2 separate regions of the Homo sapiens genome follow, and region 2 is linked to region 1. The links are chromatin contacts, found by Hi-C or POLR2A ChIA-PET in ENCODE. All regions are on one chromosome and are shown on one strand. Each heading gives the region's core, a stretch centred on a gene start or an enhancer-like site at or near the end of the contact. The rest is flanking DNA. Distances are from core to core; before and after follow the strand shown. Region 1 holds the start of SYNE1 (spectrin repeat containing nuclear envelope protein 1). Region 2 holds the start of MYCT1 (MYC target 1).

Region 1 (7,134 bases), core at 3,121-5,620:
AGCCAAGATTGCGCCATTGCACTCCAGTTTGGGCAACAAGAGCAAAACTCCGTTTCCAAAAAAAAAAAAAAAAAAAGGAAAGAAATGATTTTTCTCTGATTTCATATGGGCACAATGTCTCATATTTTACAAATGTATAGAACACCATGATGCAGGCATTGGGATGAAGCTGGGCTGAAGGCAATCTGCAACTGTTGCTATCTTTGGTACCTCTTGCTAATGCAGACAGGGGACCTTGGGGGCCCAACTACAGTGATATATAAGAAGAAGATTCTTTGTAAAGTGAGACAGAATGAAAAGACGGATGAGGAGGACAGGCCCTGGGCCTGGTGGAGGAGGAAGTCAGGTTGCTGTCCTGGCAGCTGTCTCTCAGCCTGTGATGGCCCTGGGATTGTATTTTGTTGCTCTCAGGAACTGGTGTCCTAGCTCTATTAGGCTATTGCAATGTGAAATGGAGAGTGATGGTTTGCCAACTTCAGAAACATCTAGACTAATAGTAATAATAACTAGAAGCATAATAATGATGCTAATAATATCTTTCATTTATTGACCACATGCCAGGCACTGAAGTGCTGAGTGCTATTCAGGCATTAGCTCATGTAGTCCCCACAACAGCTCTATGAATGAGATACTATTAGAATCCTGAATTGCAGGGTTGTAAACCTGAATTCACAAGAGGTTAAATTCCTAGCTAAAAATCACATAGGCACTTAATGGTAAAGCTGGGACTCAAACCCAGGCCTTTCTTGCTTTAAAACCCAATACTTTAACCATTATACTTTTCTAACTTCCTGTTGACACATGTCTTAGTCTGTTCGGGCTGCTGTAACATAATACTATAGTACAGGTGGCTCACAAACAACAGACACTTACTACTCACAGTTCTGGAGGCTGGAAGTCCAGGATCAAGGCACCTTCAAATTCAGTGTCTGGTGAGAACCCACTTCCTGGTTGATAGATGGCTGTCTTCTTGATGTGTTCTCACATGGTGGAAGGGGCAAGGACTTCTCCAAGTTCCTTTTATTAGCACACTAATTCTATGCATGAGGGTTCTACCCTTATGACCTAATCACCCCCAAAGGCCACACCTCCTAATACCATGACACTGGGGATAGGTTTCAACATATGAGTTTGGGGGTGGGGGAACATACCTATTCAGTCTATAGCACAACATGGCCTTATGCCCTGTAAGTTTTATCTATTAAATATCTCTCAAATCTGTCTACATTTTCCCACCACCATCACTCTAATAATAAATACCACAGTCTTTTCTAAAGGATTACAGCACCACCTTCCTAACTGGTCCATGTTTATTGATTCTGGCTCCACTTCTAATCTGTTTTTTCACATTTTAGCCAAAGAGAACATTTTAAAACATAAATCTAATCATGTTGCACTGAGAACACTTTAATGGCTTCTTGTAAAGGGCCATCCCTTTGGTTCAGTTTTTAAGACTGGCATAGTCTGCCCTTGGCTCTGTTTCCAGCTGTACTGGGCCCACCATTCCCTAAACCTCCTGGCCCCTCCCTTGCTTTTTCTTCTGCAACCTCATCAGTCTTCCTCAGTTCCTGCAATGCACCATGTGCTTTTCTTCCATAGAGCCTCTGCATATGCTGTTCCTTCTGTCTGGAGCGCTCTCCCAATTTCCCACCTGCTCACGTTCACCTAGTTCCTGCACCTCACTGTTCAGATGTCACTCCCTTAGCAAAGCCTTTCTAATCCCTGAAATAAATTAATTCCCCTCCTTTTTTTTTTTTCTGAGTCTTGCTCTGTCACCCAGGCTGGAGTGCAGTGGCACGATCTCAGCTCACTGCAACCTTCGCTTTCCAGGTTCAAGCAATTATCCTGCCTCAGCCTCCCGAGTAGCTCAGATTATAGGCGCCTACAACCACGCTGGCTATTTTTTTTTTTTTTTGACAGAGTCTCACTCTGTCGCCAGGCTGGAGTGCAGTGGTGCAATCTTGGCTCACTGCAACCTCCGCCTCCCAGCTTCAAGTGTTTCTCCTGCCTCAGCCTCCTGAGTAGCTGGGCCTACAGGCATGCGCCACCATGCCCAACTAATTTTTTATATTTTTAGTAGAGATGGGGTTTCACCATGTTGGTGAAGCTGGTCTTGATCTCTTGACCTTGTGATCTGCCTGCCTCGGCCTTCCAAAGTGCTGGGATTACATGCATGAGCCACCGTGCCTGGCCAATTTTTGTATTTTTAGTAGAGATGGGGTTTCACCATGTTGGCCAGGCTGGTCTCGAACTCCTGTCCTCAAGTGATCTGTCTGCCTTGGCCTCCCAAAATGCTGGGATTACAGGTGTGAGCCACCATGCCTGGCCAACTCCCGTTCTTGAAAGCTCTCATAGCAACATTTGCCTTTGCTTGGAGAATGGGGTTTTATAAGTATTTGTGTGGTTCTCTGATGAATGTCTGGCTCTTCCCCCATCATACTGTAAGCTCCATGAAGGCAAGAGCCCGGTCAGAGTTTGCTTACCACGGTAGCCCCAGCACTTAGGACAATATTTGTTATGTGGTAAGTGTTCAAGCAATAGCTGTTGAGTAAATGGAGCTACAACACCCTTCCCTGGGGTGTGTGAAACTGACAAGCCCTTTGCAAAACTCTAAAATGTGCTTAGTCCTTCTACAGAGGATAAAGTTTAGCTGAGAATGGGATTTCAGCTGTATAGGGAATCAATGCCAGCAAGACAGCTCTATGCTTCTGTCTGTCTCAGCCTGTGAGAACAGAGATTAGGCCTAGTAGAGGAGTTTTAGTTGGTGGAAGCAATGTTTCAGGCTTGTGTTTTAAGTGGCTCACTTCTCAAGTAAGTAAACCCAAGAAAGTAGTTGCTTAACGTGTAGAATAGCAAGTTGGTGGCCAGGTGCAGTGGCTCACACCTGTAATCCCAGCACTTTGGGAGGCCGAGCTGGATGGGTCACCTGAGGTCGGAAGTTTGAGACCAGCCTGACCAACATGAAGGAACCCTGTCTCTACTAAAAATACAAAATTAGCCAGGTGTGGTGACGCATCCCTGTAATCTCAGCTACTCAGGAGGCTGAGGCAGGATAATTGCTTGAACCTGGGAGGCGGAGGTTGCAGTGAGCCGAGATTGCACCATTGCACCCCAGCCTGGGGAACAAGAGCGAAACTCCATCTCAAACAAACAAACAAACAAAAAGAATGGCAAAGTTGGCACAATAACTTTCTACCCATCTTCAAAAGCCGGCAGGGTGGATTGATTCTATGAAGGTAGGGATTGAGAGGGTGAGCTGAGCCATTCTGATCTGTTTCTTCTGAGTGGCAAGCCTGGAAATCTGGACCCCATTTTGTGGCCACTGGGCACAGAGGGCTGACCTGGAATAATTATGCTCTGGTGGTTGTCTCCACAAGGGGCTCTGGGGGTGCCCCAGGATTGTTGCCCTCAGGCAGAGGCAGGGCATACATTGAGAGTGATCCCAAACACTCCTCCTCCAGGCCCAACTTTTGGAGGTAGCAAGTTCTGCAAATAGAGATCCATTGTTTGGTTTCTCTCTCTAAAAAAAAACAAAAGTCAGCACAAAGAAGAGGAACACATCAGATTGGTTTACCAGATTTGTTTCAGATGTTATTATTTTGACACGATCCAGAAGAAGGAGAATTTGAAGAAAATGGAAAGCTAGGCAGTGGGAATGTTGGCAGCAGGTAAGGGAAAGGCAGGCAGCAAAGAGAAACTTCATCTACTTTATAAACTGCTCCTTCCTTTCAGCAAATTTAGAGGATAAATGACTGTTTTGTTCAGATTGGAGATTCAAGGGGGGGATTATTACTTTTAAGATTATTGCAACATGGCTTCGATTATTTTAGCTGCAATCATCCTGTTGGACTTGGACTTCACTGTTGGTGAAGAGAGACTGTGTTTGACTTTGCCTGGATACCATAAAACCACAACAAAATAAATTCTCCTGAATGCTACCAGGCAACACCAAGATCTCTTACACCACGAGAAGGACTTGTGGCCAAAGATACAAATGGCTCCGCAATGTACAGGGTGCATACAGTGCACCTGAAGAACCTAAAAGTGGTTTTTAGAATCATCATAATAAACAGTCAAGAATTAAAGATGTCAAGCGCTTTCTCAAGAAGTCTAAACTTTATACATAACATTAAAAAAGATCTATAAAGCCTGACCAGTCTCCCTCAAATTAAGTTATTTGCTACTGACTTGGCAGCCAAAACGATTTAGGATCTTTCGGAAGTTGATGAAAAAGGAGCCAGCGGGTTTTGCTCTTTGCTCTGCATCACGCCCTTCCTGGGACCATCAGGGAACCTCCCAGCCTTTCAGGATAGGTTCCGCTCAGAAAGGTCACCCGGGCAGTGGAAACCGTGGGCAAAAGTTAGCTGGCAGGACAGCGCAGCTCCTCCAGGCAGCGGAGGCAGCGCGTCCCGGCTCTCAGGGACATTTCCTTCCCACCTCGACCCCCGGGAGGTGGTCCCGGTATAAAGGCTCGCTGAGCGGGTGGGTCACAGCACAGCTTTGCAGCTGCGGAGAAACGCCCAAGGCCGTGCATCTCCAGGAGGTAGGGAAGCCTGCGAGCCTCCGGGTCCCCGCCCCCAGCTCTTCCAGGCACCGGCGCATCCCGGAGCCGGGCGCGGGGCGCGGGGCACGGAGCCGGGGAGGGGGTGTGGCGGGCCAGGGCGGTGCAGGGACCCTGCCCAGAGGCTGAACCGGCCTGGGCGACCTTCCTTCCCGACAGGAGCAGTAGATGCGTGGGGGAGGGCGAAGGGGGAGGCCTCACCCCCCAGCGAGCAGCCGGGAGGAGGAACCGGTCGCGGAGGGCGGGGAGCGCGGCTGAGCAGCCCGGCGCGGGAGTGAGTGTGGGCGAGCCAGCCAGGGTGAGCGCGGGCGCCGGGCCGCGGCCGCCGGCCGCAGCGGGCTGAGATTGTTGTCCTCTGTCACCAGGGCGGCTGGGCTCCCGCAGTCCTGCAGACCGCGCCCGATCCCGGCGACAGGGCGGGCGGACAGCCGCGCATCCCCGGGGTCCCGCCGAGCCTGGGCGCAGAGAGCCGGGAGGAAGCGTTCGCTCGCTTCGCCTTGCTGCTGGGAAACTGAACGAGGCCGAGAGAGAAGGTAAAAGGAAAGACAGAGACTGGGAGACAGGGAGAGACAGAGACAGGGAGAGGAGAGAGAGGTGCAAGACGAACACATTGCAGACAAATTGTCAGCAAGTTTGTGCCTGCACGCTGGGGCTCTGCGTGCTTGATGGGAGGGGGTGGTGGCAGTGATGTGTGTACGTGTGCGATACTCATAGATAAGGAGACTAGGAGGTTGGGGAGCCTCTTTGCATCTCGTACGTAGATGTCCCTATTAATATCCCCCTCTCTGAGTTGTCATTTCCGCTTGTGGCACATCTCCTGGGCTCCAATGGTGCAGAAGCAAAAGGCAGCCAGCCTCTTATTGTGATGGTCGGTACTGTTGCTACTATCAGATGGGAGAGGTAGGGCGTTGAACAGATTCTAGGAGCCTCCCTTCCTCCACCCCCTGACTATTTTAGGAAGGGCTGGGGGAGGGAAATGGCTTGAAGGCTGCGCGGAGGCCCTGGCGCGTCAGACTCCAGCGGCGCTGTCATGGTGCAGTTGCTTCCCGGCAGAGCCTGCACTAGAGGGCAAGAGAACTTTCGTCTCCTCTTTATAAAGATACGTTTCACATAGAGAGATCTTGCATTGCTGGCGGAGGAGTTCTGGGAAATGGTGGTGCACAGGCGGCCAGGTGCATCCCAACGGGCAGGCATCCGTGCAAAACGAAGCAGCCATCAGCCGCACAGGAAGAAGCCCCTTGGGAAGGCAGGCTGGGTGTGCTGACTGGGATCCCAGACTTTGGATGCTGGAAGTTCTGCCCCCTTCCGTAAATAGAGTCAGGTCCAGCCCAGAGGGAAATATCAGCAATGAAGCCTTAGCATCCCACAATGTTCATTTCTGAGCTTTTCGTTTTGGGGTGGAAAACTTGTATCTGAAATGTTCCTGTGAATGTTAAGAAAGTTAAAAATGAATTATTTTTCTCTTCTTTAATGCCCATCCATTTTTTGTCTTCATCTGAGAATGACTTTCCTAAAGACAACATTCGTATACAGAAGCCAGACCTATGCAAGAGAAAGTATAATAATTTTCAATGAGGCAAAGGTCATTAATATGACCTACATCTTCATAAAATGCGAATTTAATCACGAGTCATGACGATTGTTCTTTGAGAGGCTTTTTATTCCCCATGGTGAAAAAAGATTTGTAGTATGGCTAAAAAGTTCCTGATATCACCGGAACAGTGTGACAAAATACATATCTATTTTTTCTTTTCTGTTCATTACTTTGTGGCAGATTTAGAACAAAATGTGAGAGATCTATACTAACTTAATATGTTTCATGCTGAAGATTAAGAAACAGCTTCAGACTGACCCAGATAACAATATTTGCTAGGCTTTGGAAATATTTGCCTAGCTCTTATTTTATAGTCTCACTTTCATCTTTCTGAACTAATGATTTTCACAAACTGGTTTTCTTCTGTCCTCATTGACCTCATTTAAGAACTCTTTTTTACTTGAGTCCTTCCTGCCAGGGAGAGGAGATTGGAAAAAGCTAGTTTGCCATTTAAAAATGTTCAAGAATTGTTTGGTGCTGCACTGGGCCTACTTTCTGATAACTATGCTGCACACACAGCATCTTGGAAATGAAAGGAGGTGTGACTGTCACAGGATGTAGGAAGCCCATAACTGGGCAAGGTTGGTGGCATTTTCACAACTCCAGCTCTAGCTACTGCAGCCACACCCTGTGGTCTGAATGTGACAGGCATGCAGGGCCCAAACGCCTCTGCGAGGTCCTCTGTGTGTCTCCTCTTAAATGTGTACTTCTTTGTGGTCTAATCTAACGAGAACTAATGTTTGGCAAGGTGTGCAATATACTGTAGCAAGGGAAAAAAAGAAGGTTGCAGATGTCTTTGGTTGTAATTTATACTTTAGGCTTACAATAAACAAAATTTAATTATGACACTGAACATCTTTCATGCTGATTTCTGCTATACACTTTGTCTTTTGCTTACTTGTTCATGTTCTTCTATGGAAAAGATCATTTCTTATTGTTACTCTGTATAATTCATACTAGTGAATAAGAAACAGCATTG
Region 2 (6,972 bases), core at 1,543-4,042, 61 kb before region 1:
TTTCCTGCAGCTTTCATGGGAATGTTTATAGAGAAAGGAAGTGCGTTAAAGAAAGCAAAAATAGGGAGTGGAAGGTGATAGTCTGCATCTGTGTTGTCACTTTCAGGCTAACTTTGTTGCCAACCCTTGCACTTAAATGCTTGCACACCTTTAGGAAGTTTTAGTGGGTGATAGCTATGAAAATGCAAGCTATTGTTTTTGGTAATAACCCGATATTATTATGCCATCATTTAGCGCTCATTAAAGTAAACCAGAAAAGTTATATTGGGAAAACAACTTTTTCTGTACCTTAAAGTGTGCTACGTCTGAGCAATTTATATGGTTCAATGTACAAGTTTTCCTTTTCTAAGCTGTTTTTCTTTATTTTCCAAATTCAATGTGCCAAGCAGATGACTGATTTTGGAAGCAATAACAATGCATTACACTGCATTGTACAAGATTCTCAAAATAATATTTTTGAGGAGTCAGTGGTCAAAATAGACATCAATTTAGATACACAAAAGCAATGGAAATTTAAAAGATTGACATTTATATTTCAGGAAATGTATACATTTTATATGTTTATATTTTTATTCACATTTTATACTTCATATTTTTACCCCAGAGGCAATAATACAATCTTTTATATATTTTCCTAAAATCATCAAACATTATATCTGCTCTCCATGTTTCCATTGGCTTTGTTAATGTTTATCAATGTAACACTCCCCTTTCTGGTTTTCATTATTTTCATCTAATTTTCATTACAGTCACATAACAAGAGAAAGGAAAAACTAGTATTTGGCTTTGAAATAACAGGTTTTAATTCCCTCTTAAGCACAGATTTCCATATTAAAAATATCTAAATTTTTAGAATCAATAGGTGAACTCCAACTAAACATTCTCTTATTAATATCAAGTTTATTTTAATCTTTTAGTCAGTGAATAATGATTTGTTTTTTTAAGTAAACCTGAAATTTAATTTTGAATGGTTTGAAAAAAATAGATTGACTTCTACATATTAATTTTTGCAAAAACTACTTTACTTTTGAATAATTTATACAGAACACTTTTATAATGATGAATTTGATTTAGACAGACTCTAGCTCTTTTTCAGTGTGCATTTAGCACTTATTTTCTCTATAAGTGAGGACAGCAAATAATATTTTAACAAGCATATAATCAGACATCTACAATTCAAAGGCTTCTGTCTAGTGCTAGCTACCTAAAATAACCTATTACCAAAGCCTTTCTTTACAATGTACTAGAATAATCTTTTTTCTTCTTCTTAATTCTGTTACATAAATTTATTAGGAGCTCACCAATATCCTTCCTTTTCAGTCTTCCAGCAAACATAAATGTAGGTGAGAAAAAAAGAATGAGTTAATTCTTTTTTTTCTTATGCTGAATTTTAATATCTTTTAAAACCAATAAATATTTGTCCCCACATTTTTCATCTAAGAAAGTACATAGGTTAAAGGACTGGAGTGAATTCTTTTCATGCAAATTTCTGTGATGGTAGACATATAGATTGCTGGGAAAAGTCGGCCACTACTGCTCACTGTTTATGTGAAAGTTCCCAAAACCCCACCTTGAATCACAGCAGAAAGTCTGAATTGTACACTGAGAGGATTAAAAACTTGTTCTGGCCATATAAACAGATCTGTCCATATATACTATTTTCTTCATTAAAGTGTTTTTCTGAATTTAATTTAAATTGCCTCCTTTAATATAAAAATTTCCCTGAACCCAAGAGTACATGTCAACTCCCCATGTGAGCCCATCTTCTTTGTACCTCTAACCTGGAGCAACTGAGTTTTGACCTCAGCACAGTCCCATTGTCAACATCAGGGAACACTGGACTGTTAGCTGTGGCTGGACTCAGACAAAAAATTCTCCAAAAAATACTTTTGTATTGTTCTTTCCCCCCAACCCCTGTGATAGGATTCCATTGAATGTTACACGTGATGTTATTTCCACTTAATCTTTTCTACTATAGTTTTCTCAAATTTCATATTATTCCATGTTTTATTTGTTATACTCTAAAGTCATTCATTTATTTTACCTGTGTTATTGCACTTTAAATTCACTCATTTAAGTACAGATGTTATTAGGATTCACTTTGGAAATTAAAGCATATAACATTCACAACATAAGTGAAAATAGCCTCTATGGAAAATCTCAGTTTCATAAAATAAAATATATAATCTATAACCTTCAAACAAATGAAAGTTAATTTTTCCAACAAAATCTACATGCCATATTCTAAGCAGGAATTACCTCCACCTTATGTTTTTTATTTTTATCCTCACTATTTCCTAATTATATTTTGTAACACCAGCCAAAATCTGTACTTAATACCCAGATTCTTCTTGAATATCTTCATAGAACACTATAAAGACAAATAAATATATAAGTATATATTTATATCTATAAATATATTTCTGCTAATAAACGTATGAAATAGATTTCTGTTAATAAACATGAAAACTTTAAGTAATCACATTATAGTAAACAAAATGTCTCAGAGATTTTCACTGTTTTAATAATCACGCAGTGCATTTCTTACATCCTAATTTTAAATTTTAAACAGTAAAAGAAAATACCTTACCCCAAAAGTTTTCTGGCCATGGACTCCCTAAACTTGTTGTGTTATTAGCCATAATATCCACAAGAAATAGAAGAAAGAGAAGAAAAACAGAAAGAAAAACCAGTATGTCGAAAAAAAGCAGTTTGATTCTATCTCTTTGTAGTACAGCAAGAGAAAAATAATTTTTACACAACCCCTCATATACTTGTGTTCGCATAAAAGGAAATAAGTGTATCATGTTTCCTGCTTTTATACTCAAATTAGCAACTGTTTTTCTTATCTTGGAATTCCACATGGTTCCTGAGACACAAAACAATGTCCTTTTCATCATTTCCTCAGCTAAGTTCCTAAGTTCTCTCCTCTCAGCCACCTCCAAAACTGCTTTTAGGATAACAGGGTTGTGTGTGTGTGTGTGTGTTTGTGTGTGTGTGTGTGTGTGTTTCCTCATCCCCTACTGACATGGAAAGGAAGACTCCAAACTCTCAGCTACAGCACCTTGAATTAAATGTATACAGAATTGAGAAATAGACCACGTTCCAATGCTTGAAAATTAAATTTATATAGTAAATTGGGGGAAAGGACTATTCAAAACTCAGATACTTACTAAATTCTTTGTTGTTGTTGTTGTTGTTGTTTTTGAGACTTAGTCTCGCTCTGTCGCCCAGGCTGGAGTGCAGTGGTACGATCTCGGCTCACTGCAACCTGCCCCTCCCAGGTTCAAGCGATTCTCCTGCCTCAGCCTCCAGAGTAGCTGGGATTACAGGCGCGTGCCACCACACCCGGCTAATTTTTGTATTTTTACTAGAGATGGAGTTCCACCATGTTGGCCAGGCTGGTCATGAACTAGGCCTGACCTCAAGTGATCCACCTGCTTTGGCCTCCCAAAGTGCTGGGATTACAGCCATGCGCCACTGCGCTCGGCCACTATATTCTTAACATGTCTGTTTCTCTATTTGGTATACAAATTTTGAAAGTTATTTAATTCATTTCATAAATATCTAAGTGTAATTTATATAAAATTTGTGTTACTCTTTACTTAGTATTTAGTATGAAAAAACAGTTTCTACATTGAAGAAATATATTTAAAATCAAGGAGGGAAAACATAAATGCAAAATTTTTCATTACAAAGTTTGTTAAGTGCTATAACAAAGGGTACAACGATCTCAGGAATTTGTTTTTTATAGAGAAGTTTGAGAACTGATATAGGAAAGAGTTACATGAAACATTTTGAGAAACACAAGTTAGTTAACATTTCAAGAGTCTTTCCTCAAGCTTTGCTTGTTTAGACTGGATCCTCTGAGGACTTTGGAGGCACTGGAAATTGTGAATAACGTGTCAAACTGCACCTAGTAACTGCGCTAAACTGCATTCCATGATCTGGCTTCATCAATCTTTGAGTAACTCTAGCCTGAACTCTTGCATATATCTTGTATTAATCATATTCTAACTTATTAGTCATTAGAATATGACTTAGTGCAAAGTAGTATTCCTCTTTGTGAAGTCTGTAATATATTCCTGAGTAGTTCTAAGAAAACAACAAAAAAAGACAGTTATATTAATTTTTGCAGTCCTGCTTCTTCCAAAATGAGGTTGTTTCTGATCAGTCTCATTTTTTTGTGAATTTAAGTATAAATTTATTAGAAATTAAAATATAAATCATCTAAGAGAATTATAAAACGTCATAGAAAATTTAGAGAATTCACTGAGCAAATATAAAGACTCACCTCTATAATATTCTTGCTAAAGTTTATTTTCAAATAATCCAGTAAATAAAAGCTCCTACTATTACTTAACAGACAAAAAGGGCTTACATTTCAACAGTTGTCTTTACTTTTCAATATTGTTAACAAAGTTCATAAAAATAGAAAATTAAAAGAACATGTTATTTCTGAAGAAAATGTAATCTGGATGAAAGTATATTGAAATACTAATCACTTTACTGTTCTAAAAGCATCGAGTACGATTCTTAATTACTAAATGTATTTTTAAATACACATTTTGCATTATTAAAGGTTACCTGATTGCAATAAATCCTAATTTCAAAGGTGTATATAATTTCCTAAACACTGCATAGATTGCATTTTCCTTAAAATAAACCAAAATGAGTGGAATGGGTAACTGACATTGTCTCAACTGCCTTCTGTGCAGAAACAGAGCTCATTCCATTTCAGGGCTGGGATACAGGCTGACACTTCCTTTCATTGTTCTATGTTGAACTATGCAGATTTTCTCCCAATGGGTTTTCATTTTTGCAGATGGCCACAACCCAGTCAAAACTCTAAAGAAAATGTGTTTCTTAAATCAGTTTATGACCTAGGAATAGCTTGCTTGTGGACAGCACTGGCTCTTGTCTGTGTATGTAATTTGCTTGGTAAGGGTTCATACCTTTCCCTGGCATGGATCTATCTAAGTGAATGTTTATGTCTACGTGATTTTTGAGTCCCATGACTTGTCATGCCACAACAGGAACTTGATTTTTATCTTTACAAAACTGTTAGGTTTGCTTTTCTACTGCTCATTATTTCATAACCTGGGTCTTTAGGTCTGGGTTCTCCAGTGGTCATAAAGTACATTGAGAAGTTTGTTCTTGCCTCAGATATTCACATGACTTCCTCACTCTCCTCATTCACGTCTCTGGCCAGAAGTCACTCTTCAACAGGCACTCGCTAACCACCCTGTCTAAAGTGTTCCCACTTAAACCATGCTCTGTCTCCTGACCCTATGTTATTTATCATACCCTGACATTATGCTATATATGTGTCTTAGTCTGTTCCAGCTGCTATAACAAAATATCCTAAACTGGGTGGCTTTAAAACAACAGAAATTTATTTCTCAATTCTAGAGGCTGGGAAGTTTAAGATCAAGGGGTTGGCAGGTCAGTGTCTGTTGAGGGCTCGCTGTCTCGTTGACAGTCATCTTCTCGTTGTGATCCCACACTGTGCAAGGAGTGAAGGGTCACTTTCAGCCTCTTTTATAAGGACACTAATCCCATTCATGAGGGTTGGATAACCCAAATCACTCCCAAAGTTCCCACCTCTTCCTACCATCACCTTGGCGGGGAGGATTTCAACATATTAATTTTGGGGGAACGTAAGCATTCAGGGTACATAAAAATGCTTTGCTTTTTTGGTTGTGTTTTGTCTCTTCCACCAGCAATAAGTTTCATGAGGATAGGAGCTTTATTGATTTTGTTCACAAACTGAACTCCAGTGGCTGAAATAGTGCCTGGCATGCAATAGGCTCTTCATAAATATTTATTAAATAGGGAAATGAAATAATTTGAAGGGATCTCAAGATGAAAGTATTTTGGACACTCCAAGTTAATAAAAGTGTCACTGGACCCTAAAAAACAAGTTAAAAATCTCTATTCACATGCATTTTAATAGTTTTACATTTTAACTTATAACAATATCAAATGATACAAAAGAACATCATCACATTTAAGAGAAGGTACATATTTGACATTGAATTTCCTTTTTTAGCTTTATATTTTAAAACTATAATAGGTTTTATCTTCCCAATATTAAATTGACCCAAACAGTTTCAGTAAACTGGGAGTACTGTCAAAACCTATAAGAACTCCCCACAAAAAATTAAAATTTTAAATCTGTTTTTTAATTCAAGTTTTTAGAAAGTAACTAGGAGGATGACTAAAAATATGAACATGTCATTTTAACAGAGTTATGCCTTTTTTCTTCTTTGTTTACATGGTATAAATGTTGGTCTTCTTTTTCTTTCTCTTTAAATTCATTCACTTTGGTAGGGAGAATGACAAAATTAAAAATAGAGGTGATGATGACAACATTAAAATAGAGGTCAGGTGAAAATCTAGCTGTTAAGTTTTAAGATTTTACAAACTACAGTGGAAGTAAAGATAATTTCCCAAGGTCAGTGTCATTAATTTTTTTCTCAGTAAATAAGTCTTCATGAATGTCTGATTGTGGCTATGGAAAGTGATGATCAGATCTGAGAGGGAAATTGACTTAAATCTGAACAATGAGAGTCAGAGCTAGAGGCACAGGGAGAAAGTGCTGAAATCAGTTCTGATAGTTTTTTGGCTGAGTCTTCAGGGTTTTCTACATATACGGCTAAATCATCTGCAAATAAAAATATTTTTACTTCTTCTTTTCTGATGTGTATGCTTTGATTACATTTTCTTCTCTAGTCTCTGGCTAGACGTCCAGTACTACGTTAAATAGAGGTGGAAAAGTGGGCATTCTTGCCTTGTTCCCGGTCTTAAAGGAAAAGTTTTAAGTTTTTTTCCCATTGATTATTATGTTAGCTGTGGGCTTTTCATATATGGCTTTTATTATTCTTTCTATATCTGTTTCTCTGAGGGGCTTTATCATGAATTCATGTTGAATTTTCTCAAATGCTTTTTCTTCATCTATTGAGAAAATCG

The links. A loop is a pair of places that touch in the nucleus more often than their neighbours do. ChIA-PET counts read pairs that join two places held with the same protein, here RNA polymerase II (POLR2A). Pooled maps may share reads with other maps.
Region 2: a map of heart right ventricle shows a loop between it and region 1 (4-fold over the local background). The contact joins the promoter of MYCT1 here to the promoter of SYNE1 in region 1. A Hi-C loop is called at or near these places in 6 of 168 maps with a recorded cell type or tissue (IMR-90, cardiac septum, endothelial cell of umbilical vein and 2 more) and 6 of 50 pooled maps. POLR2A ChIA-PET finds 5 or more read pairs at or near these places in 1 of 52 experiments (T-cell).

Annotation. Positions count from the first base shown.
Region 1 is chr6:152,634,598-152,641,731 of GRCh38, reverse strand. SYNE1 (spectrin repeat containing nuclear envelope protein 1) reads left to right here and starts at 4,370. Exons shown (of 146, transcript NM_182961.4): 1 at 4,370-4,543; 2 at 4,927-5,094. RefSeq lists an enhancer at 6,743-6,872.
Region 2 is chr6:152,693,717-152,700,688 of GRCh38, reverse strand. MYCT1 (MYC target 1) reads right to left here and starts at 2,792. Exons shown (of 2, transcript NM_025107.3): 1 at 2,591-2,792. The coding sequence starts at 2,786.